Regions from separate parts of the Homo sapiens genome. Here regions 2, 3 and 4 are each linked to region 1. The links are chromatin loops, found by intact Hi-C in ENCODE. Cell type or tissue: B cell. All regions are shown on one strand. Links, peaks and the distances in the headings refer to the core of each region. The heading gives the core; the rest is flanking DNA. Region 1 overlaps MAPK14 (mitogen-activated protein kinase 14). Region 2 holds the start of SRPK1 (SRSF protein kinase 1). Region 3 has its middle 8.1 kb from the start of TULP1. Region 4 overlaps FKBP5 (FKBP prolyl isomerase 5).

What was found. A loop is a pair of places that touch in the nucleus more often than their neighbours do. Peaks named below come from ENCODE experiments on the same cell type or tissue, not always from the same donor. Only the 100,000 strongest peaks of a DNase experiment are listed, where the experiment ranks them.
Region 2: it touches region 1 in a loop (2.7-fold over the local background); 15 of 110 quality-filtered maps call a loop at or near these places.
Region 3: it touches region 1 in a loop (16-fold over the local background); 10 of 110 quality-filtered maps call a loop at or near these places.
Region 4: a loop joins it to region 1, with 4 times the contacts of the local background. A loop is called at or near these places in 6 of 110 quality-filtered maps.

Annotation. Positions count from the first base shown.
Region 1 is chr6:36,091,303-36,099,101 of GRCh38, reverse strand. MAPK14 (mitogen-activated protein kinase 14) reads right to left here. Exons shown (of 12, transcript NM_139012.3): 9 at 3,036-3,115. It also overlaps the pseudogene NUDT5P1. Among named protein-coding and RNA genes, the nearest start is that of MAPK13, 35 kb to the left of the region's middle. In B cell, for the core only: CTCF peaks have their summits at 3,536 and 3,755 (motif pointing right); a DNase peak (open chromatin) is centred at 3,741; H3K27ac peaks cover 973 bases.
Region 2 is chr6:35,918,128-35,923,127 of GRCh38, reverse strand. It overlaps SRPK1 (SRSF protein kinase 1), which reads left to right and starts at 2,030. Exons shown (of 16, transcript NM_003137.5): 1 at 2,030-2,084; 2 at 2,600-2,660. The coding sequence starts at 2,072. RefSeq lists silencers at 1,688-1,747, 1,778-2,367. In B cell, for the core only: no CTCF peak of the experiment used is centred there; DNase peaks (open chromatin) are centred at 2,007, 2,627 and 2,837; H3K4me3 peaks cover 2,913 bases; H3K27ac peaks cover 2,790 bases.
Region 3 is chr6:35,517,143-35,524,941 of GRCh38, reverse strand. No RefSeq gene overlaps it. Among named protein-coding and RNA genes, the nearest start is that of TULP1, 8.1 kb to the right of the region's middle. In B cell, for the core only: CTCF peaks have their summits at 1,724 and 1,930 (motif pointing left); a DNase peak (open chromatin) is centred at 1,931; H3K4me3 peaks cover 441 bases; H3K27me3 peaks cover 500 bases.
Region 4 is chr6:35,581,499-35,586,498 of GRCh38, reverse strand. All of the region lies in intron 8 of FKBP5 (FKBP prolyl isomerase 5), which reads left to right. Among named protein-coding and RNA genes, the nearest start is that of LINC03135, 40 kb to the right of the region's middle. RefSeq lists a silencer at 4,421-4,621. In B cell, for the core only: CTCF peaks have their summits at 2,302 and 2,505 (motif pointing left); a DNase peak (open chromatin) is centred at 2,488.

The DNA of each region.
Region 1 (7,799 bases), core at 1,626-6,625:
CCTCTGAACTGAACTCCCTAGTGGTCAGATGACTTAGCAGTAATCTGTTTAAGGCTGGCCACAGGGAGGGAGCTAGAGCCATGTGCTCCACGCTGCCTTTTACGCTCCCTAAGCCCAAAGACAGAGGCCAGTAAATTCCAAAAGGGGATAGGAAATACACTTTGATTTGCGGTCCTTTTAAGAAACGTTAACAGATCCATACCAGATGATGGAATTCTTTATTTTGTTAGGAGTACAGATAACAGAATTTAGAGTTACCTTTAACAAATCACATAACAAATGATACTTTTCATGCCAAGGGAAATAACAAAAAGGGGCCACAAAGTAAACCAGCAATAGCAGAATACCAGTTGGGTCTTAAAATGTAAAAATCCTCCACTTCCCCTTTCTTTCTGTGAATGATACCTGGCCTGCACATTTTCTGTCTTTGTCTCCTTTAGTCAAAGAGGTTATTATATCCCCTTTCTGTCAAGAAGTTAGAAAGATTCTATTTCTGGAGGAAAATGTGAATGAGTCAGGTCTTCGCTTTTTTATCTAATTTAATTAATTAGTTTATTTATTTTTAAAGACAAGGTCTTGCTCTGTTGCCCAGGCTGGAGTGCAGTGCATGATCACCACTCCCTGCAGCCTCAAACTCCTGGCCTCGAGTGATCCTCCTGCCTCAGCCTCCCAAAGTGCTGTGATGACAAATGTGAGCCACTGTGCCCAGTCTGCTTTTGCTTTCTTAATATGATTTTCTTGTTCTTTCACTGATTATTATAGATACTGGGACATTAACCAAATGAATTCTCTGTCCTTGGCCTCCATCACAACCCATTTATACCTTTTCCTATGGCTCATTCTAATAGGTTCTAAATCCATTACTGCATTCTCTTACTCGGCATTCAATTTCTTCATAATTATTGCCATCACTACTTCACTACTTTTCAGGAGAATGAAAACAGCTGTTGGCTATTTACTGCACTCCTTCACTAATGTCTTTTTTCTTTTTTTAATTTTTAAAATCTCTGAACAATTTTACTCACCTGGCCTTATTTTTCCATTCTGTTCCCATACATCATGCGCTTTTAAGATAAACAGGTACTTGGGCCGTGTCACGAACATCAAATTAATCTTGTCTACCCCTTAGGATGTTTAAACTACTTTTATCCACTCACCCCAATTATGTAGGAAACAAACCAAAAAAAAAAACCTTTCTTATTCTTATACTCAATATAATATTATTTGAGTTAAGTTCTGTATTCTGGTACTCAATTTCAGTAGAGCTGTTGAAATGTATAATGTGCCTCATTTCACAGAGAGACCTCCATTATTAGGCTGTGCACTCATTGTTTCTTTCTTAAAAATAAGTGATGGATTAATGACAGATAAATACTATTGACTATTTTACCTAGACTTTGGTTTGAATTCCTAATCCAATTCCAAATGACTAATAGCACGTATCTATAGGGCAGATGGTTGGGATGGAAGAGAAGACTAAGAAAGGGCTGCTAGGAGACACTCTCAGGAAGGAAATGAATTTGCTTGGTCTCATTAGCACTATTTATTAATTGAGCTCCTCCCTCTGCCCTTAGGTCCTCTTACTGTAAGACAGTGTTTCTAAGCAAAAACATTAAAAAAAAAGTACTGCTCTTTCTAAGCATCATCTGATATCTTTGATTCACTCTAATTCAGCTTCTACATATCATAAAGGAGAAAAAAATACCTCTTTAGGTTGACATTGTGGTAACACTGACAATGACTTTCAAAATAGTGTGTAATCACATGGGATTATAGTTTGGATCATGTTATCAGAACATCTGGGATCTATACTCAGCTCTGCCACGTGATTCAGTGCATGACATGGAAAAGTCACTGCCCTTCTGGGCTTTTGCTTCTTTATCTTAAATAAGTAAATGAAACAAATTCAGAGTGGAGGTTCAGAAATACACTGGGCTTTGGGATCCTTTCAAGAAATGTACCGGATACATACCAGATGACGGTATTCTTTATTTTGTCAGGAAGATGATGAACGGTTCCAACTCACCTGCTTATGCTTGCCTCAAGCTACCCAGCCATCTTCCCAACTAGGCAAAGGGCCCCTTCAGTCATAAATGTTGGGAGGAGAATCCAGGAAGGCATAACTGGAGCTTGGCTCCATAGCTCTTTTTTTCTTTTGTTCAACTGCCTGGCAGCAGATCGAGGGAAAAAGAAAAGCTGGGCTTTCATGGCTTCTCTCATGCCTCTGGCCCAAGAAAATGACCAAGAGCAGGAAATCATAGCAAAAGTAAGCCAGACTCACATTCCCATGGCTTCTGTCTAAGTCCCTGCTTAGAAGCAAGAAAGCACTAGTTCCAAACTCTGTCTCAGGTTATCTAACTTATAATTACAAGGCAATAGGAGGAAAATTTATAACCACATTCCTGTGTATCTGAGGTATCAGGAGTGAAGCTGTTTCTTCTGAGTGGGGTCTAGGGACTGGGTAGAAAGGTCCCTCTGTTGGGAACAAACATTTTACATAGGATATGTGAGTATCTATTCTAAAACAATAAAAAATAACTTCTGGGAAGGGGCAACAGTGTGCAGACAATGTACATTTTATTCTTTTAGTGATTAAGTTAAACTAAATACATGGTGAAGCTCATGCTCTGAGAACAAACACTAGAAACAGTGAAAAGAGCTCTAGAGCATACGTGAAACTTCTGAGAAAGAAGAAAGTCAGGTCTTGAGGACAGAGACACAAAGTTTACATTAATCTCTTGGAATGAATTAGAATCTCAAATCTCATTGCTTTACTGGGATACTATTGTCTAATGGAGGCTCCCGTGATCTTAGTGTGTACCCAGATAGAGAATAAAACACACTTGTGCATGCAAGCAGGCACACATGCGTGCACGCACACACACACTCACACTGTCTTATACCTCACTCATCCGGGAAGTCAGCACACAAAGGGCATGTGTGCTTACAAACACACCCAGGTCAAAGTACAGATTGGTAGAAGGCAAGTGGCAGAGGCTCCCAACAGGGCAGATAATTACAAAGCATCAACTCACAGACTCTGAGGAGATTTTCTTCAAAAGCTCAGCCCCTGGGGTTCCAACGAGTCTTAAAATGAGCTTCAACTGATCAATATCTAATGGTGGACCATAAAGGAAAATGTTGGGACAAAATAAAAATGAAAAACAAACAATGACAAACAAAACAAAAACAAACAAACAGAACACACCGAGAACAAAAATGAAACACCCCAAACCTAGCCAACACGGTGAATCCCTCTAGGTCAAGGCTCCTGCAGGATGATCACTTCACGTAGGGCATGCTCCTCCTGTACAAAGATTCAAAATGCTACCAAACACATATCCACTTTATATTCATTTTATGCATCTGTCAACAGCATGTATCAGTAAAGTGAGGCAACTTTAGCTGGTTCTTAGCTGCCAAAGACAGCAGGTGAAAACACAAGAGCTTCACTCAGTTTACACTGCCCTCTTCATCTGCCATCACAGTGTCAGTAACCAGTTCAGCAAAGTGCACTGATAATTAGAGGGCCACAGATAAGGAAAAAAGCAGCAGAAGACAGGAGCTAGGGATGTACAAGTCTATTTATGAATATTCTCCCAAGCGTGACCTAAAGAGCTTGTGATATGACAGTGGAAGGCCTGTGAGACCCCAAAGCCTGACCACTGGAGCACACCCTCTGGAAAGGGAAGCCTCGCCTCTCACACTGGCTATAGCAGGCACTATGAGGGAGAGTCGCCAGCAGAGGGCGCTCTCCCATCGCATGTTCCTTTAGGAGCGCCATGAGAACGCAAATACAGGCGGTTTCAACCTTATAAAATGCAAATGAACAATGCTTAACAAACTTCACACATCCCAAAGGCTCTAAATAATAGGCCACAATGCCATAACTTTTATCCTGGTAGCTAACACTTCAATGTATACTCAGAATGTATGTGCATGTGTTAACCAGAAGACAAAAATTTGTTTGTTCTCATTGCTTTTAATCTTACCTAAAAAGGAAGTTAAAAAGAGGGGGAAAAATATTATAAAATAGCTTTTAATATTTCCTCTGAAAATGTGAACAGTTTATCCACGTTTATACTGACTGACATTCCAGGGAGGGAGAAGGGGAGGATGACTGTCTTCTGACCCATCAGGTTTTTCACATGACTAAATCCTCTTGGCTTCAGGTCTCAGCTTCAACTTCACCTCCTAAGGGAGGCCTCCCCTCAACACTCTATATACATAACACCCCACCCCCCAATTCTCTCTCAGCACCATGCTTGATAACATCATAGTGCTTATCACAGCCTAGAATTACTTTATTTGCTTACTGTCTGCCCCCTGTACTGGTCTACAGCTCTACGAGGACAGGGGCCACTCTGCCTCTTCACCATTTATCCCCAGCCTAACATCTGGTACATGACAGGTAGTCAAAATATTTGAGGAAAAGGTAGAGCAGGATGAAAGAAATTTTTGCTTATGGTTATACATATAAAGGCAACATAGCAGCACTTAAAAACAACAGTCTCTATAAGCCACAGGTGCCTACGTTATAGGAATAACTTAATGCAGTAATTTGACATCCTGTCTTTTACTTTCTTTCAGACATGAAATCAGCTTAAATGGAAGAAAATTCTAGGCTGGAGTCACCAAACCCCAGGCTCTGCCTGTTTTATATATAAAGTTTTATTAGAACACAGCCATGCCCATTCATTTATGTACAGTCTATAGGTGTTTCCAATTACAACAAGCACAGTTACCATATGGTTCCCAAGCCTAAAATATTAACTACCTGGCCCTTTCAGAAAAGGTGCGCCAAACCCCACCCTAAACCCAAACAACTTGTGTTCTTTAGCAAGCAAAAACAAACTAGAAACAAGTCCACTCACATTATTTCTAAATTAAGAATAACAGGGAATTTTGTCATCTGCAAATGGCAAAAATCATTGTGTTATAAAGGTTAAGATTTTAATACTGGCTTCTCAGTTCAAGATGTTGACAAGTAAAAAATCTTATAGCATATGTTCATGGGACAGAGTAGGAATGGGGGTGGGATGGATACTGTCTTGCTCTAAAATAATCAGATTAATTATATTACAATAGAAATCAGTAAAAAAAATTCTTGCTCATCTAAAATGACTCAATTCAAAAAATTTAGTTTCCTCACATTAACACTCTTCAGGAATATATTTAACTGGGTAGCCACCACAAGATAAAGTAAATCATATATGGGAAAAATCTTGACTACTTCAAATCTCAAACAAGTGGCTTTACAATATATGCATCAAAAGTAATCTCTAAAATGAAGCTTTTGATATTGGTACTCTTGTTTAAGAGACTTCTTTCTGACTACTTAACAATGAGAGTCAGTTGTTTTTTTTTTTTTTTTTTTTTTTGAGACGGAGTCTCTCGCTCTGTCGCCCAGGCTGGGGTGCAGTGGCGCGATCTCGGCTCACTGCAAGTTCCACCTCCCAGGTTCACGCCATTCTCCTGCCTCAGCCTCCAGAGTAGCTGGGACTACAGGCGCCTGCCACCACACCCGGCTAATTTTTTGTATTTTTAGTAGAGACGGGGTTTCACCATGTTAGCCAGAATGGTCTCAATCTCCTGTCCTCATGATCCGCCTGCCTCGGCCTCCCAAAGGGCTGGGATTACAGGCGTGAGCCACCGTGCCTGGCTGAGAGTCAATTTTTATACTCTCTCTAAGGAAGACAGGCTCTCTGAGCTGTGAATTTCTCAACTACCTGAACTTCACCCCAACCTACCTGAAGAATACGCAATTTCCATTAGTCACAGTGGCTCATTACATCAATGAGCTGAGAAACCCTCTCTCTCCCACCTCTGCTGGCATGAAACAATATCAGGCCTGAAGAATCAAGCCTAGTTTGACTCTGGCTCAAATTATTATTCTTTAATGCACTCAATGCTTCAACTCACATCAGATATTCCAGGCACTTCTAAGCTTCCAAGTACTTATTTATGTACTCATAAACCAGAATACCTCCCCCTTCTCCCGTCCTTCCAAGCCTTTTCTATTCCTATTTACACTTTGAAGTCCTATTCAAACAAGAACTCTGCCATGAAGTCTTCTTGGATTTTTTTCAATAGCTTATCTATAACTCTATTCTAGTGTATTTATCACTCCATCTTATTTTATAATCAGAGACAGTTGTTCAAGTAACTCTTGTAACTCTCTTTCCACTGAGTCTGATCATTCTGGTTTTAAGGACAGGTACCATCCTGTCCCCAGCACCTTCCACAGAGCAGCTTGATAAATACTAGTTGACTTGAAAAGATGAGCCATGGCACATCCTTTCATCACCTCGGGAGGTGCCGATGTCTTGAGTCGTGACACCGGCGTATGCTGACACTGCTGCCTCCAGTAGTTCTTTTGTCCTCTTCCCTTTGTCACCCCTACACTTTGGAGGTGAACTTCTCTCCTGAGGGCTGTAAAGACTAGTTTGAAAAGGGAGAGCCAAGAACCAACTGAATTGTCTCAGAATGGAAACACTATATTATTTCAGAGGAGTTAATTTCAGAAGGAAAATGGGTCAAACTTGAAAAAACAACATACATGGCTCCTATTGGTAAAACTGGAACTTGGGACTCAGTGAAACATACAACCAGGAAAGAACAGACTGGTGATGATGTAGCGGTCATCCCTGTGCTGCAGAGAACGCTTCACTACGAGTGTATCGTTCTGGTGAAACAGTCCTGACCACCAATGGGTGGCTACTGCATAGAGTTCCCTGCAGGGAACTCATAGAAGATGGTGAAACCCCAGGAGCAGCTGCTCTTTGGGAGCTTGAGGAAGAAACTGGCTACAAAGGGGACGCTGCTGAATGTTCTCCAGTGGTCTATATGGACCCAGGTTTGTCAAACTGTACCACACACATCGTGACAGTAATCATTAACGGAGATGACGCAGAAAATGTAAGGCCCAAGCCAAAGCCAGGGGATGGAGAATTTGTGGAAGTCATTTCGTTACCCAAGAATGACCTGCTGCAGGGACTCGATGCTCTCGTAGCTGAAAAACATCTTACAGTGGATGCCAAAGTCTATTCCCATGCTCTAGCACTGAAACATGCAAATGTGAAGCCATCTGAAGTGCCCGTCCTGAAATTTTAAGGCCAAAGACGACACTGGCCATTTTTGTAAATGAGACTACCAGGCCTTCTTCACAAAGGCTTTGTATTCAACTTAGTTTAATGTAGATTTGAATTAGCTTTTTCGTAAAATAAAAGCAGCAAAAAATGAAAAAAAAAAAAAAAAGAAAAGAAAAGATGAGCCATATTATGCTTTTCAACTCAGCTTTACCCCACTGCCTTGCCCTCAAAACACAGAATGACCATACTCCATGGAAAAACACACAACATAAAATAAAAATCTTAGTAACTAAAAGCATTTGCATGAAGGAAGTTAAAACATGCAAACCTCAGAAGAAATCACCATGGGTTCTTCAAAAGCTGGCAAATCCACTGAAATACAGGCCAGTCTTCCAACAGTACCAGCTACTATAAGGCCACTATGATTTGTCCAGGCAGTTAAGACCAGAAGGAGCGTCACGTAGCCACATTAGCGGAGTAAAGCAAAACTCACCACATCATGACAATCAGTTATTTCCACAGTGAGCCATCCTTTGTAATAGGTTTAGCCCTGTTTCTCTTAGGTAGAAAATATTTTTACTATTAGTTTAAAATGTGTTTTAATTGTAATGATCACAACGTCAAAATTTAAATCATAAATCTCCTGAATCTTTCTAAAACAAATGAAGAAAAGAACAACTTAAGCCTAAGATTACTCTTTAGACGAAG
Region 2 (5,000 bases), core at 1-5,000, 170 kb after region 1:
AGTGCCTAACACTGTGTAGGCACTGAGTTTACATCAAGGAAAACCTAAGCAGGGTCTCTACACTCAAACAGTTTACTTTGGGGTGGGCAGTACTTTCCCAATTCTGGGATTTTTCCTAGCTATCAGCTCTCTCCCTGTCTTTTCTAAACCACACGCGGTTATCCTGAACTCACACAACCCTCAGAGTCTAGGGCTTCCCTGTCTGTCCTAACCTTCCTTTTGTTTTCAACTTTACAGCAGGGAATAGACTGGGCTGCATCCTTCCTTGGCCAACAGGTACTGTCTTCTTTTGCAATATACTCAGACATGCTATCATTCAGGTTCCATGCAACATATATCAATTATCTAAATTTCAAATTTGGCTAACCTGCCTTTCCAGCCTCACCTTCCATTTCATCCCTTCAGTTGTTACCAGCCCCAATCCTAGCCCCCACCTACAGGTGTCCACGTCTGTGCCTTTTTGCTCAATGTATTTTCTCATTCAGGAATGCCTGACATCTCCTTCTCCACCTATAGAAATCTTACATATTTCCTAATACCCAGCTCAAAAACTGCCTTCTCTGGATGGGCTTAATTACTTACTTTGCTCAATAAGTTCTGCCAAAGCCCCCATGCTTGACTTGTGCTGTACTATTGCCCTCTCATCTTCCCTTCTCAATTACTTGTTCAGAGCAAAGGTCTTCAGAGCTTCCACTCTGTCCAGCTGCGGTACTTTACAACATGGGTTGGTAAACTAAGATCTGAAATAAGAATAACCGTTGAAACGGTTGAAAAAAGATCAAAAGGGCCTGGCTCAGTGGCTCACACCTGTAATTCCAGCACCTTGGGAGGCTGAGGTGGGAGGATCACTTGAGCCCTGGATGTCCAGGCTGCAGTGAGCCGAGATCATGCCACTGTACTCCGGCCTAGGCAGCAGAGCAAGACTGCTCTCTCTGTCTTTCTTTAACCCTCACCTTCCCTTCAAAACCTAACAAAGACCATGTTTAAATCAATAGAAGAACATTTTATGACGTGAAAATTATATGAAATTCAAATTTCAGTGTCCATACATAAATCTTTATAGGAACACAGCCCATATTTTCTATGACTGCTTTTGAGCTCCAATGGCAGAGTTGAGTAGCTGAGAAAGAGATCTTATGGTCCACAAAGCCTAAATATTTACTGTACGGCCCAAAGAAAAACTTTGCTGAGCCTGCTATACAATAAGGGCTTCATGATTAAATAACTGGGTCGTACACCAAGATTCTGAACATATAGGCAGGCCCTCTTAAGTTTAGTGTCTTTGTGTAATGGAAGTAATAACTATTTTGCCTTTAAGTTGCCATAAACATCAAATGAGATAATGCACTTAGAAAATAAAAACAAAAAAAACTTATAAACAAGACAGCTTTATCATGTATTGAAGGTGGTAGAATAAGAAAACATTAAACGTTTTTATTCTCATTTCCCCTTCTTTCCTTTACAGCTTTCACTTAAACTTGAAATTTCAAGAGAAAATTCACTTTTGAAGTTTTTACTTTTCAAGTGATAATAGGGTCACAGGTTCTTTCCTTCCAGTCTTTTTGTGTTGCTCCCACTCCCTTTTCTTTCTCACATGTAATTTTTTTCCATTTTCTTTAAATAGTATCTCAACTGGGCTCACAATAGCTCAGGGAAGGAGAAACTGGGACATGCCTGATTAATCCATTTTACAGGCCAGGAAACTGAGGCAGATCCCAGTTGCCTCCGAAGCTCTGACTCAGCAGCATGCAGAGAGCCCTGCCGCTCTCTGCGCCTTTTCTAAACAAATAGAACAAAACTAACCTTGCCAGGTTTCCAAGCTTGGATCTCTAACACTCCTTCAACGTTCACCCCGGCGTTCCTCCCCGCTGCGCCCCCTCCCTCTCCTTGCCGCCCCCTCCTCGGGAGCAGGTGGTAGGCTCCGCGCCCAACGCGCAAGCGCGCGGCATCGTGGGGCGGGGGTGGGGCGGGACTGAGGGCGGAGTGTGAGCGGGCTCGGTTTTGGGCCGCGGCGGGAGCGGGAGTCGCCGCCACTCGAGTGCGCAGGCGCCTGGCGATTACCGGTCTCACCATGGAGCGGAAAGGTGAGCGGTGGAGCGGCCTCCGCCACGAGGGGCAATGGTCGCCGGGGCGAGGCCCGGGTCAGCGCCGGGAGCTTCGCTTAACTGCCGCGGTTCGGTTCCCGGACGTGCGGCGCCCCTCCACTGAGGTGGCGCCGCCCCACACCCCCTGCCTCTGGGCTGCGGGTCCGCGCCCCTCAGTCCGGGCGTCCTCTGGCGCCGGCCGTAGCCGCCCCTTGTTCCCCGCCAGGCCGGCTCGCGCCTTGGGGCCACTCCAGGGCCCGGCCCTTGGCGGGCGACGCAGACCCCCACCCGCCCGCCCCCTGACCCGGCCTGAGACCCCTCCGGCGCATCCCGCCCGGGCGCTGCTCTGCGCCCCGTGGGCCGCCAGCCCCACGGCCGGCCGCCTCGCCGGAGCCCGCAGCCGCCCCCGAGGCAGGCCCCGCAGCCGGGCCTGGCGCCCCTGCTGGGTCTCCACCCTCACCTTGGTCGCCTCCTTTCCTCCACATTCGCCCTTCATCCATCCCTCTCTCCTGCAGTGCTTGCGCTCCAGGCCCGAAAGAAAAGGACCAAGGCCAAGAAGGACAAAGCCCAAAGGAAGTGAGTCTTGTACCCCAACATCCCATTCTTTGGATTTTCCTCCGGCACCTTCTCTGCTCTGGTTTCACGTCTTGAACGTGCACCGGGTTTGGGCACCCTGTGGCTGCAGCCACATGGCCTCGGGGCAGCTCGGAGGGTCGCTCTCCAGCAACCATGTGGAAGAGAGCTGCTGTTGCTCAACGCCAGGCCTGGGTCTTAGCAGCCCCGGGCCTGCTGGAAAGGGCTGTCGGAGGAGGACCAGAGCCCGCCCGGTACCTTTCCTCCCCAACTCCACAGAGGAGGCACAAACTCCCCTAGCTTGGACCTCCCCACCGGAGCTGGTAGATCATTATCGGTCTGTTTCTGAACTCTGGTCTCTCTTACCTGCTCCCCAACGTCTTAACTTGCCTCCGACGTCTTCACGGTAGGCCTTAAGGAAATTCTTGAATGAATTTTTCCGTGTTTACTTTGGGTTCTACCAACCACACACTCCCTTTCATAGAGGAGGGCATGGGGCTTTTCCCTGGGTTAGTCAACTTCCTGAGCCTGTAAGGCGTATCGGCTTTTTTGCAGTGTGCCGGCAGACCGCTGTGTATACAGTCGGTGTCTGTTAACTGCTTCTCTTCTGTCTAAACCTCAACCAGATGCAGATAATCTTCCGGAGTGGACATCACAATAGTAACGGGAGAGTTCTTTAACAAACATTGATGATTCTGGTTTGGCGTATTAAGCGCCACATGTCCAGTTTTATCAGTAGGATGCATAACAGTAGTTTAGTGCTATCGTGGCAAGTTCAAAAGTTGGTCACAGCCTAGTAGAAACTCAGGTAGCAGGCTTAGCAGCAAGTGAGGCTAAGCCTTAAGAACTTTCATCATGTACTAACGTTTAATTGCAAAGGATCTTGGAAATCAGCTCTTACACACTTTGTATTCAGAGAGAGCTTGTATGCCTAGTTATTAATACATCTTAATTTTAGATGTATTATCTTTATAGTTTTACATTTATTTGATGTTTTGTGGCATCGTATGCGGTCTAATTCCCTCTGAGCTGATACAACACATTTCAAAGGCCTTCCTAGGTCACCCCACTGAATGACAATACCAGATTAGGGGGGTGTAGGGGTGTGTGTTGTTTTTGGAGGCTACCTACTGTTTGGGGAGAGCACATAATGACTTCTCTCTTTCAATAGAACTAAAGTGGTAGGTGACCTCACCTCTTGCTCCATTTTCTCTTCTGTCTTATGAAATGTATTTTGTAAGTGCTTGGTGACGAAGTCTTGTAAATGAGAGTTTGTGTGTGTCTGTTTACCTTTGGATTATCCATATATGGGATTATTCAAAACCAGTTTTTAATCCTAGATCGTTTAATAGAAACAGCAAGGTGCTAACTTGGTTCTAGTGTGCAGTAGGACTTGAAATGTTACTTTTCTGTGCCTAGTTTAGTTATTCTTTGTGGAATTGATGAGAATGTGTTAAAACGTTCTTTTCTATTGATACAAGGAAGTTGCAGTTTTTATTATATTACTCTGTATTTTTTAGAAATCCTGGTCTCTCAGACTATTTGTCCAGATCTCTCTTACCACTTAGAAATTAATTTGAGATTAGCCCAAATCAAGCTGTAATTTGAGGGGTAAATGTATATAGATGATATACTTTAAGCACCAGAAATCTGTTACTTTCGATTATCTATTTAGACCATATGCTTTATTTCTAAAGTCAGATGTGTATCTGTTACCCCATTCACTACTATGGATAACTTAGAGTTATTTGTGTTAATTGTTTGCAAGTATGGATTATAGATAATCTAGCAGTCATTTTACTGAATATTTCATCTTGAACAACTTTGAATCCTGAAAATATGCGTGAATGAACTGCCCCCATTTCCTTGTAACTTCAGAGGTGTTTTATTTTTGGATTTGTTTCCAATTAATAAGTTTTTTTTGTTTGTTTGTTTTTGAATTTACCTACCTTTTTTTTCTTTTTCTTTTTGAGGCAAAAAGAAAGCCTGTTGCCCAGGCTGCAGTGCAATGGTGCGATCTCGGCTCACTGCAACCTCCACCTACCAGATTCAAGCAATTCTCTTGCCTCAGCCCCCCAAGTAGCTGGGACTACAGGCGTGTGCCACTACGCCTGGTTAATTTTTGTATTTTTTGTAGAGAGAGAGTTTCGCCATGTTGCCCAGGCTGGTCTCGAACTCCTGAGCTCAGGTAATCCGCCTGCCTCAGCCTCCCAAAGTGCTGGGATTACAGGCATGAGCCACTGCACCTTGCTCTTTTTCTTTCTTCCTTTTTGTCTTTCTTTCTGTCTTTCTTTTCTTTTGTTTGTATCCCAGCCTCCTTTTAAGTAGCTGAAATGTCTAATT
Region 3 (7,799 bases), core at 1-5,000, 570 kb after region 1:
CCACTCATGGCCTCAAGTGATCCTCTTGCCTTGGCCTCCCAAAGTGCTAGAATTACAGGTATGAACCACTGGGCCCAACCCATTTTAACCATTTTTCAATGTAACATTCACATTGTTGTGCAACCATCACCACCATCCATCTCCAGAATTCTTTCATCTTGCAAAACTGAAACTTTGTGTCCATTAAACAGTAACTTACCATTCCCCCTACCTCAGCCCCTGGCAACCACCATTCTTTCTGTCTCTATGAATTTGACTACTTTAAATACCTCCCATAAGTGGAATCATACAGTATTTGTCTTTTTGTGTCTGGCTTACTTCACTTAGCATAATGTCCTCCAGGTTCCTCCATCTGTAGCTGTGTCAGAATGTCCTTCCTTTTTCAGGCTGAATAATGTTCCACTGTATGGGTACACCACATTTTGTTCATCCATTCATCAGACGATGGACACTACTGTTGCTTCCACATTTCAGCTACTGCAAATAATGCTGCTAAGGACATGAATGTACAAGTATCTCTTCGAGACCCTGCTTTCATATTTTTTTTTTTTTGAGATAGAGTCTCGCTCTGTCGCCCAGGCTGGAGTGCAGTGGCACGATCTCAGCTCACTGCAACCTCCGCCTCCCGGGTTCATGCCATTCTCCTGCCTCAGCCTCCCGAGTAGCTGGGACTACAGGCGCCCGCCACAACGCCCGGCTAATTTTTTTGTATTTTTTTTAGTACAGACGGGGTTTCACCGTGTTAACCAGGATGGTCTCGATTTCCTGACCTCGTGATCTGCCTGCCTCGGCCTCCCAAAGTGCTGGGATTACAGGCGTGAGCCATCGCGCCTGGCCGAGACCCTGCTTTCATTTGAGCATAAACCCAGAATTGAGATTGCTGGGTCATTTGGTAGAGGGTCTCGTCTTTGTGGGGAGTGGCCTGGCTTCTGGACTAGAGGGTGTGAGGAGCTTCGATAGGAGCTTAGAGGGGATTCACTGTGTGACTGTGGGCAGGTCACTTTCCTCTCTGGAAACAGATCCTTATTTCTAAAACAGGTGCTCTTGTGGTTTTTGTTGTTGTTGTTTGGGTTTTGTTTTGTTTTTTTGAGACAGAGTCTCACTCTGTCGCCCAGGCTGGAGTGCAGTGGCACGATCTCAGCTTACGGCAAACTCCACCTGCTGGGTTCAAGCAATTGTCCTGCCTCGGCCTCCCGAATAGCTGGGATTACAGGCGCCCGCCACCATGCTCAGCTAATTTTTGTATTTTTAGTAGAGATGGGGTTTCATCATGTTGGCCAGGCTGGTCTCAAACTCCCGACCTCAAGTGATCCGCCTGCCTCGGCCTCCCACTGTTGGGATTACAGGTGTGAGCCACCACCCCCGGCCTTTAACTTTTTCTTTAAATTGAGACAGGCTCTCACTATGTGCTCAGGCTAATCTTGAACTCCTGGCCTCAAGTGATCCTCCCTCCTTGGCCTCCCAAAGTGCTGGGATCACAGGCGTGAGCCACCGCGCCCGGCCAGGTGCTCTTAACCACACACATTCTCAGGCCTCTTTTCCCAGGAGATTCTAATTCAATATCTGGCCTGTGGCCCAGGATATTTTTCTTCTTTTTTTTAAGAGCCTTGGATGATTTTTATCATCAGACAGGTTTAGGAACCGCGGGACTTGACGCTTTCCCTTGCAGCTCTGACTGCTGTTGACTCCGTGGTCAGGAAGCGGATGTGGAGTTCACATCCTAGTTGCCAGCACCACCTCAGTTTCTTCACCCGCTAAAGGAGGGCAGTGGCGCTACCACAGGACTGTGGCACGAAGTCAATGGAAATGAAAGAAAATATGTACCTAGTACTAAAACCAAACCAAACCAAAACCAAGTCCTGTAACATGCCTGGTATTCCCAGTTATCCTCACCTTCCGCGGGGCCGGTGTCCTCCCCGGTGGGTGTGTTCGTGTCGCCACCTGGTGGTAAGGCTAAGTCAGTGCACCCTCCCCGCCCTCCCACTCCAAGCCTGGGCTGGCCCCCGTCAGAAGCCTTAAGCTCCCGGAAGAGCTGAAAGCCCACGGTGGGAGGGCCTGGGGTTCGGGGGTCCCAACACATTCCACAGACCCATTCCAGCGATGATGAGTCGTTGCCTCCGCTCTGCCAGCCTAGTCTGTCCTGCCCCCTCCTTACTAGTAAAGATGGAGCCTACGTGCTAGAGTCCTTGCAGACACTGTCTCATTCCACCCTCACAACCCCTTTGTACGGTAGAGGGACTTACCCCTTTTTCACAGCTGAGGACATTGAGGCTCAGTGAAATTAAGTGACTGGCGCAGAGTCACACAGCTTGAAATGACGGAGCCAAGTCTCAAGCCCAGGTGGGTTTTAACCCACAACTATTTCCAATAAGCCACAAGGCCTCTACCCTGGTAGTTCCCCGCTTTGGCTGGACATTGAATTCACCTGGGGATCCTTGACGAATGCTGACGCCTGGGCCCTACACCAGGGGTTCTGATGAACCAGTCTAGGGCGCTGTAAGGCTCAGGAGGGATCCTGATGGGCAGCCAGAGTGACAGCCACTGCTCTGAACTCGCCCATTCTGTTTCGGGGCTCTTCCCTCTGCTCTGGGGGTGCTAGCCAAGTGTTTGGCTCCGGGGACTCACAAATATGCAGCTGCAGCAGAGGGCGTGCACCTCGGGACAGCCTCCAGCCTGCAGCAGGGGCTCTGATCCTCCTGCCCCTAGCGTGGGGTGGGGTGGCTCCAGAGCGGCTCTGGAGGGAGGCTTTGCTGGGTACTGACCTTCAGCAAGTGACTGCACATTTCCGTGAAGTTTCCTCCAATGTAAAACAGGTGTGAAAACTGTAAATCATGTAAAATTGTCGAGTTTTTTTTTTCTTTTTTTGTTTGAGTCAGGGTCTTGCTTTATTGACTAGACTGGAGTGCAGTGGTGTGATCGTAGCTCACTGCAGCCTTGAACTCCCGGCCTCAAGCAGTTCTCTTGCCTCAGCCTCCCAAAGTGCTGGGATTACAGGCGTGAGCCACCCTGCAGGGCCTAATTGTTGAGTATTAAACGAGCTAATACAGCAGATAAAGCACTTAGAGCAGTGCCTGGAACCCAGCAAGCTCTCAATGAATACAGCTACTGCTACTGCTAATAGTAGTATCACTACTCCATCAGTCGCACCCCGTTTGGACTACTCGCCAATTATCAAGAGAACTGCTCTTTTCTGTTCTAGAAAGATCACTGTCCCATAGGGAGGGGCTAGCCATCAAAGAGAGCGGGCACAGAGGCAGGCACAGGATCCAGCCGGTAATCCGAGTTTCCCACCACTGGACTCAACCGACTGAGCCAGGGTAAGCAAGCAGGGCAGTCAGGCCCCTCTTGGGGGGACTGGCATGGACACAGGAAAGGTGCACAGGCACCCCTCCTGTTAACACAGAGGGAAGTAGGGATGGGACGCAGAGGCTCAAGGACATCTTTTGAGTATTTCAGGGGCAGGGACTTTGGTCCATTCTGTTCACTGCTGTGAGTGGAGTGCCTAGAAGTGCCCTGCATACAGTAGGGGCTCAATGAATAGCTATTGAATGGACCTCACGCCGCACCACAACAGCCTGACCTGTCTCATTGTCTGTCCTCTGGCTCCGGCCCTCATCCATCTCTCCTATTGGTCTCTGCCTGACTGGACAGAAACAGATCTGCAGATCTGGTCCCCATTCACTTGCCCTGGGCATAGGAGCTGAGGACCAGGGGACTGCTGCTGCTTCTACCCCTGGGTCCTTGGGGGCTTGGAGGGTGGAGGCCCCTCTCTGGCTGAACTAAGACTGTGACTGTCCCACTGTGGGGGGCCCAGTGGACCACAGAGGGGTGCTGTACTGAGACAGAATTGGCCTCATGGGTGGAAAAGCTTCCCAAGCAGCTGTCCCTGTGCAGCATGATGGCTTCGGAAGACAGAGAGCAGCCTGTGCCTGGGCATGTGTGAGCAGAGGGAAGAACTGTGTCTACCCAGGGATTCCTGACTCTGCTGGGGCCAGCTCAGATTCACATGGATTCTGTGAAAAGCCATGGAGGCCCCCAGTAGCATCACTTGTCAGATTCCACTTTTTTTTTCTCGAGGTAAGGTTTTACTCCCATCGCCCAGGCTGGAGTGCAGTGGTGCCCTCTCAGCTCACTACGACCTCCACTTCCCAGGCTCAAGCGATCCTCCTGCCTCAGCCTCCCAAGTAACTCAGACTACAGGCATGCATCACCACTTCTGGCAAATTTTTGTATTTTTAGTAGAGATGGGGTTTCACCATGTTGGCCAGGCTGATCTCGAACTCCTGACCTCAAGTGATCCACCTGCCTCGGCTTCTCAAAGTGCTGGGATTACAGGTGTGAGCCACCACGCCCAGTCCAGATTCCACTTTCTTTTCTTCTTTTTTTTTTTTCTGAGAGAAGTCTCGCTCTTGTCCCCCAGGTTTGAGTGCAATGGCTTGATCTCGGCTCACTGCAACCTCCGCCTCCCTAGTTCAAACGATTCTCCTGCCTCTGCCTCCCAAGTAGCTGGGATTAAGGCGCCTGCCACTACGCCCGGCTAATTTTTGTATTTTTTAGTAGAGACGGGGTTTCGCCATGTTGGCCAGGCTGGTCTCGAACTTCTGACCTCAGGTGATCCGCCCGCCTCGGCCTCCCAAAGTGCTGGGATTACAGGCATGAGTCACTGTGCCCCGTCCAGATTTCTCTCTAGAGAAGACATGAGTGTTTTTGTTTCATTCTCTGTACATGCCCACCAGCAACTCTCATCTCCCAGGCTGTGAGCTCCATGAGGGCAAAGACTGGGCTTGCATTGCATTTCCAGCTCCTGCAGCCAGTGCCCAGCTGCCACCCAGGGCTTTGTCCAACCAACAATTGAGAAGCCCCTCTGCGGGCCAAAGTGGGGCTGTGCCCGGGCTCTGAGCTCAGAGAATCTGCCCGAATCCCACTCACTCACACTGCCCACCTGGGAGACCTGGACAGTGACTTAACCTCTCTGAGCCTCCAAGAAGCAAGGATAACACAAGAACCCTGGCACTGGACTCCTAGGGTTCACTGAGAGAAAATTCCTTTTAGAACAGACGGCCAGGGGCTATGTGATGTAACAACACAACCTGGACAAAACTTAAGCCTGTGTGAGCCTGATCAAAGCTCAGCCCTACTTTCTATTTCACAAGAGCCCAGACACACCCTCAGGTGACCGCAGTTCCCATTTCTGATGAGCCCACCTGCATGGATCCTTTTGAGATGCAAAATGTCTTTTGCCCGTTTGAGACACTGATGCCCAGGCTGGAGCCTCCAAGCAGGGGGAATGCTTGCCCAAGGCCACCCAGCAGAAACCTGGGGAAGCGGGACACTGGGTCTGTTTCTGGGCAAAACCACTCTCCTTTAACTTTCTCCAAAGTCGCCTCCTTTCACCTCTGTGCCAGGTAAGCTAAGCCCTGGAGGCCTGAGGTGGAGTTCCTTTAGGGACCTGGGCCTCCATTTCCTTACTGGTGAAATGAAGGTAAAACAGCACATAGCTGACATTTCATAGGATACTTGCTCTGTGGCCAGCACTGTGCTAAGCACTGCACGTTTCTATCTATTCAATTTTCACGGCAATTTCCATAAAGTCGATTCCAAGTGTCGTCACCACTTTATGGACTAGAAAAATAGAGGCACAGGGAGGTGAAGAAAAATGCCTGCTTGCCTTTTGAAGTTTCCGTAGGGACTAGAAATAACACAAGTAAAACCAAGCACATAGTAGGTGCTTGGTCAGTGGAATGGCTCCACTAAACACTGGCTGTGTGACCTTGGACAAGTTACTTAACTTCTCTGAGCCACAGATATGTGAGTGTGCTGTGAGGATGAATTGAGAACACTGGGCACACACCATGCCTGACATGTAGTAGAAGACATTATTGATCAGTGTCAGCATTGCTGGTGGTGGCAAATCTTCATCTTCTGAAAGTAGATTTAACTTTAGGAAACAGATAAAATTCATATGGGATTAAGTCTGGGAACTAACGCCAGTGATCAAGCTGAGTCTTTTTTTTTTTTTAAATAGAGACGGGGTCTTGCTATGTTGCCCAGGCTGACCTGGAACTCCTGGGCTCAAATAATCCTTCTGCTTTGGCCTCCCAAAGTGCTGTAATTACAGGTGTGCTCCACCACGCCCGGCCAGAAATGTCATTTTTAGGCCAAACAAGGTATAATTATAGAGCCTCAAGCCTGTTTTTCTGGAAGCCTGGAGTACCTATGTCAGATCAAAAGGTGCTAGAGGTTATCTCTGTTCCTGATCTTATCCCTAAACAGAAGTCTCATTTTAACTAAAATCTTGCCTCCTGTTCCTAAACACACCCCTGACCCAAATCTGGACACTTATACTGCCCCTAAGTTCCCTCCACATGCTCATCGGCTCATCAGTGTAGCTGCACCAAAACCTTGGAGTTTCTATTCTTTTTGTTGTTGTTGTTGTTTTTAGAGGGAGTTTTGCTCTTGTTGCCCAAGCTGGAATGCAATGGCACGACCTGGGCTCACTGCAACGTCTGCCTCCTGGGTTCAAGCAATTCTCCTGCCTCAGCCTCCCGAGTAGCTGGGATTACAGGCGCCCGCCACCACTCCCAGCTAATTTTTTGTATTTTTAGTAAAGACAGGGTTTCACCATGTTGGTCAGGCTGGTCTCGAACTCCTGACCTCAGGTGATCCACCCGCCTTGGCCTCCCAAAGTGCTGAGATTCCAGGCATGAGCCACGCGCCCGGCCTCTTGCTATGCTTTTCCCAGCTCCACTTTGGCACTTCCTGTTTCTGTCATGATCTCAACCTGTGCTTGTTCTCAAGGGCTGAAAACAAATGGAACTGCATCCAAAGTATGAAAAACTTGAATACATTCTCCCAAAAGTGATGAAAGTAAGACATTTTTAAATTAAAATTTTTACATGCATTCAAAAGTGAGTTTTCTTTTAATATATTCAAAATTTTGTATTAAGATTAAAAGGCAAAATATGGCTTATAGTTAATAAATATCAAAAATTTAATCAAATGGGTTTTTTGAAATTTTATTTTATTGTATTTTTTTGAGACAGTCTCGCTCTGTCACCCAGGCTGAAGTGCAGTGACGTGATCTCAGCTCACCGCAACCTCTGCCTCCTGGGTTCAAACGATTCTCCTGCTTCAGCCTCCCAAGGAGCTGGGATTACAGGCGCCTGCCACCACGCCCAGCTAATTTTTGTGTTGTTAGTAGAGATGGGGTTTCACCATGTTGGCTAGGCTGGTCTCGAACTCCTGACCTCAGGTGATCTGCCCGCCTTGGCCTCCCAAAGTGCTGGGATTATAGGCATGAGCCACCGTGCCCAGCTGGGTTTTTTGAAATTTTAATTCCATCTTATTAAATATTTTTAGAAAAACAAAACTGTTTGCAAAATAGCCTCCAATGTCCCTCTAGTTGTCAATATAAAGAATTGCTATCAGGCCAGGCAAGGTGGCTCACACCTGTAATCCCAGCACTTTGGGAGGCTGAAGCAGGAAATCCCCTGAGTCCATGAGTTCAAGACCAACCTGGACAACATGGAAAAACCCCGTCTTTAAAAAAAAAAATACAAAAATAAGCTGGGCATGGTGGCACACGCCTGTACTCCCAGCTACTTGGGAGGCTGAAGCGGGGAAGGATGGCTTGAGTCTGGCAAGTCAAGGCTACAGTAAGCTGTGATCAGGCCATTGCTCTCCAGCCTGGGTGACAGAGCAAGACCCTGTCTCAAAAAAAAAAAAAAAGTGCTATCATGCTTCACATATGTTGAGGTTACATATATACGAATTTAACAGTAATATGAATTGTTGAGTAT
Region 4 (5,000 bases), core at 1-5,000, 510 kb after region 1:
CACTGCACCGGGCCCATCTTCCTTTAGACTGTCTTGATGAAGTCACTAGAGCATATGATAAAAGGAGAGAGGACATGCACAAATTTCAAAACAAACTGACAGGAGAGTATTGATTGCTTCTAATGGCCAAGATGATTCCTGCACACTTGCTTTTATGAGGAATCTCCGGATATTCCTGAATGATATTCATCATAAATTGCTTCTCAGAAACCCTTCTTGGAGCAACTAGGAGTGTGATATTTTCTCACTTAGATCTTAAACCTCTAGATGTAAGAAAAAAAGAAACCGCCCTTCATTCTGTTTTAATCAGTGTTCTACCCATTGCTTCCCCACCCCAAATATATGCCTTCTCCATGTCAAGCAGAAAGGGCTTAGTGATGAGAATTAGAGGGAGAATGGGAGTTCTGTCAAGGTTTCTTTCGTTTTCTGCCACTGCAATACAGAAATTAGATGTTTTTCAGCAGTATAAAGCAGTGAGGCATAAGTGTACTTTAACAAGTCTTTATGGGGCATCTGCTATAAGACATGCTATTATTAAGTTACAACCTTGTCAGGAGGGAGGAGTGGCAATGTTAATCCAAATGAAACAACTAGAGAATTATGTAAGAATATATAATCAACCCAAAATTAACACAGCCAGAGGGCACCATGTGTTTTCAGAATTTGAGCTGAGACAATATTGGGTCATGAAATCAGTTTTGTGGAAGTGTATTGCAATATGTTATAAGGATCAGTTTTGTTGCATAAAACTTTGCTTGTGTATGAGTAAGTACTGGATTGCATATTTCTTACTGTGGGTGGTATTCAAACAAATTTTAAATCATGGGTTTAGATAAGTATAAATATATAAATATGTTATTTATCATTATTTACTATGTATACTAAACTCTTATGGATCACCAGAAAGCATGGGGGTATGATAGAATAAGCTCAGAATTGGGAAAAATGGGCTTTATTGCTCTTCAAATGATTTAGTCATTTAAGGTCCAAAGAGGTTATATTTTCAAGTGAAAAATAGGGGAGTTAGATGTTCCCCAAGTTTCTTTCCAGCCTGAATTTCTGTGAGTTTCTAAACTCTCAAGAACAAGTGTTATTTTTTTGGTTTTGTTTTGTTTTTAATTCTAATTGAGGTATATTGGATACTTCTAAACTATTCAAGTAAGATTCCAAGTGGGTTATTTGTATATCCAAATACATAATACACTAGAGGGAAAAATGTTTCTACAAAATTTCTTAAGATCGTGAGTCCTTAACAGTATTTTCTATATTTCCGAAGTCCATAAAAATCCTTAACTATATTTTATATATTTCCTCAATACTTCCAAATAGAATATTAACAGTTTGGGAAGATTTGAGGCTTTTGGCCTTTGACTAGAATTATATCGATTCAGTGTAGTAAAACAGCTCAGCTATTCAGAGGCTCTAATCGGTGCTATGATACAGAATTTTGGAGAACATTATTGGTAATGAAATAATGTTATGAAGCCATCTGTCATATAGCTGTGTTCTGAATATATACAGAGAGATGGCCAGAATTAGTGATCAGTAGCAGAAAGCAATGAGTGTCTGTACAGTTACTTAACTTTGTTGCTTATCAGCATCACAACTGCAAGAGTGATACTATTATGAACCTACTTAAAATTACCAATCTTTGGATAAAATCTGGATCAGCAGTCACACACATGGAAAAAATTATTTTTAACATGGAATTTGATAGGCAAAATTTTTCAAAACATTAGTCCATTGGGGAAAAATTAATGAAAGGTTCAAAACCACTGACCTGAGACTTTTCTCCCAGAATGTCTCTGAACATTTTGTACCACTAAAAACTTCCCTGGAGGCACCTTTATAATTATAGGTAAAAGATCCCAGCAGTAGTCCTAGCGTTAGCTGTAAAACTTCAAAATGGTTAGTAGATAGTTTCCTGTACATATTCCCTTCCCAACTCAGGGCAGGTTTCAATCTGCCATACTGCCCTCCCGGGCCTTGTCTTTCCAGGGTGTCTGACTTGGCATGTTATGCATTTGCACAGAGTCCAGATGTGTAGGTGAGAGCAGAGATGGGCTGAACTAAAGATCTGTATTTCATGCCATCTGCATATTGGAATTCTGTTTCCATTGATCTGTTGGTTTGGTTTATACCTAAATGGGTAAAGCCTCTCTCCTGAGTAGGATTGAATTGTACTCAGCTTTTAAGTGGGAATGATTTTGCCATTGAAGATGTAAAGTCCTCATTTCAACCTCTGAATACTAAAGAGAAGAAAAATAGAGAACTCTATTTGGCTCTGAAAATAATTATTAAGTACAGGTAACAGCATAATATTAAGCCAGGCATTGTGCAAGCGAGTTAAACAGACACGATTTTTGCCCTCATAGCTGACAGTGTTCTGCAGGACAGGAGCATTAACTCACACCTGGTCAGTGTTTTTCTTTTTTCTGACTTGGCAGCAGAGTGGCAAGAAGGCTAAGAACACTGAAGTGATGTGGGATTCTTGCGCCCCCTTGTGCTTCTCCTGGGAAGAAAGCATTTCTAAAACAAACTAGTTGAGGAGAATTGTTCAACCTCTAAACTCTTCAGATAAATCGGGCTTTGCTATATTTTCACCACCCTTGCTGTTCCAAGATACCAGTAATGTGATTTAGAAACAAGCCGTTTATGACTCTAGGATTTGATGTTTTAAAAAAAATTCCTAAGAAGAGTCCACCCTGTCTTTCATCTCTTTCCTTTAGTGCAGAATTTTTCAACCTCAGTACTATCAACATTTGGAGTGGGATAATTCTTGATTGTGTGGGGCTGTCTTGTGCATTGTAGAATATTTAGCAGCATTCCTGGCCTCTGCCCATTAGATGCCAGTAGCATCCTACCCAGTTATGACAACTAAAAATGCCTCCAGACCTGCCAGGTGTTCCCTGGGGGGCAAAATCACCCCCCAGTTGAGAACTGCTTTAGTACCTCAGAAGCAGGGAGTACAAGACAGACTTTTCGCTAATTGGAAGTTGAAGTCTAAATAAAGTTACATGATATATATGCAAGAGCTTTCAAAAAATTAAAATGCCCTATGTGAAGGAACTATTAAGAAGTCTAATACCTGTTTTTTGTGTTTTGTTTTGTTTTACCATGGCCTTCTACCATTCTGATTATTCAGAACTTATTGAAATGTTAAGATCTAGGTTTTTGTCCTCCCTGGCTCTTCTTTTCTTTCCCTATACAATATATTAGGAGATAATCAGAAAAGTTAAGTTAATCAATGCATTAGAGAGGGAGGAGGAGAGAGGATGAAGAAATGAGGCATGACAGGGGAAATGCCTGTCCTTCCTATCTCATCTCAGTGAAACAACACTTTTCATTTCCACCCACACATTTTTTGCTCCCAATGATAGCAAAAGGTTTTGTTGTTGGTATTGTTTTTAGAGAGAGAGGGTCTTACTCTGTCACCCAGGCTGGAGTGCAGTGGCACAAGCATAGCTAACTGCAGCTTCGAACTCCTGGACTTAAGAGATCCTCCTGCCTCAGCTTCCCAAAGTGCTGGGACTATAGGCGTGAGCCACCACACCACTTTAGAAAAAGTCTTGATTCCATATTTACATTCCTTTGATTTCAATATTTACTCAACAAACCTTTATTAAAGACCTCTTGGTGCTAAACCCTGAATATTCCAAAAGGGAGAGGACAATGCTGCCTGTCCTCAAAGACCAGCAAGAGAAAAGGCAGTGACAGAAAGAAAATGCCGACCTGAAACTGGTGAGGACTTTATTCTTTTTTTTTTGTAGCATCCAAAAAAGGAGTGGTAGGCCTAAGACTATGACAAAATTTAAGTATTGTCTTAGCTTGGGCTGCCACAGTAAAATACCATACACTGGGTGGCTTCAACAACAGGAATTTACTTCTGGAGACTGTAAGTCCCAGATCAAGGTGTTAGCAGGATCAGTGTCTGGGGAGGGCCTCTCCTCTGGTTCCTTGTAGCTCCCTTCTTGCTGTGTTCTCACATGGCCTTTCCACATGCATGTGAGTGGAGAGAGGGCAGAGGGCAGCAAGCACCCGAGTTTCTTCTTATAAAGGCTCTAATCCCATCATGAGGCCCCACCCTCATGACCACATCTAACCTAATTCCCTCCCCAAATGCTCCATCTGCAAATATCACATTCGGGGTGAGGGCTTCAACATAGGAATTTAGGATGGGGGACACAATTCAGTCCATAGCAAATCTAATTTCCTCAAGAATTTCAGCATTTAAAATAAAATGCCCTGGTTTCGTGTTCTTATGAATGACCTGTATCACACACTTCTGAGGCAGAGAGGGTGACAGACTTTGATTTTAGTGCCAGTCTTCCCTCTCCTAAGTGAGTGACTTGGGAAGAAGGATGTTCGAGGGATGTAGCCTGGCCCTCATTCACACCCAGGCCCTCCAGCTGGAACAGGTCTGCCCCATCTTCATCACCAGAAAATCCACACCAGGGCTTCCTTTCTACAGGCAGAGCTCGTTTCTTACATCACCCACTTGAAGTCCTGTATCACAGGCATGTCCTCTTAGACCTGCTCTATGGTTTTTCTCTTACTCAGACTCCTTGGGTGAGGGTTGGAGTATTTGTGGGGAGAGACAACTCGGCAGTGAGATGTACGCGCTGCTTGGGCTGTGGTAAATCCTAGTAACATGGTCTTAACACTGTTGGTCAGGCATTGAATTTAATGTCCTAATAGGTCTGGCTGCTCCTCTGCCATCTGGCAGGATGTATCATCTGTGGTTTTGAGCTTATCACCTCCTCAAAGGAGAATCCCCACTTGTACTCCTGTTTCTATTTGCGTATTTACCAGCGATTCCCCAGTGCTTTCATTTACCTTAAAATCACAGTGGACACATTGTCTCAGCCCTGGAGGGGTTTTGTTTTGTTTTGTTTTGTTTTGTTTTGTTTTTGAGGAGTCTCGCTCTGTCACCCAGGCTGGAGTGCAGTGGCATGATCTTGGCTCACTGCAACCTCTGCCTCTTAGGTTCAAGCAGTTCT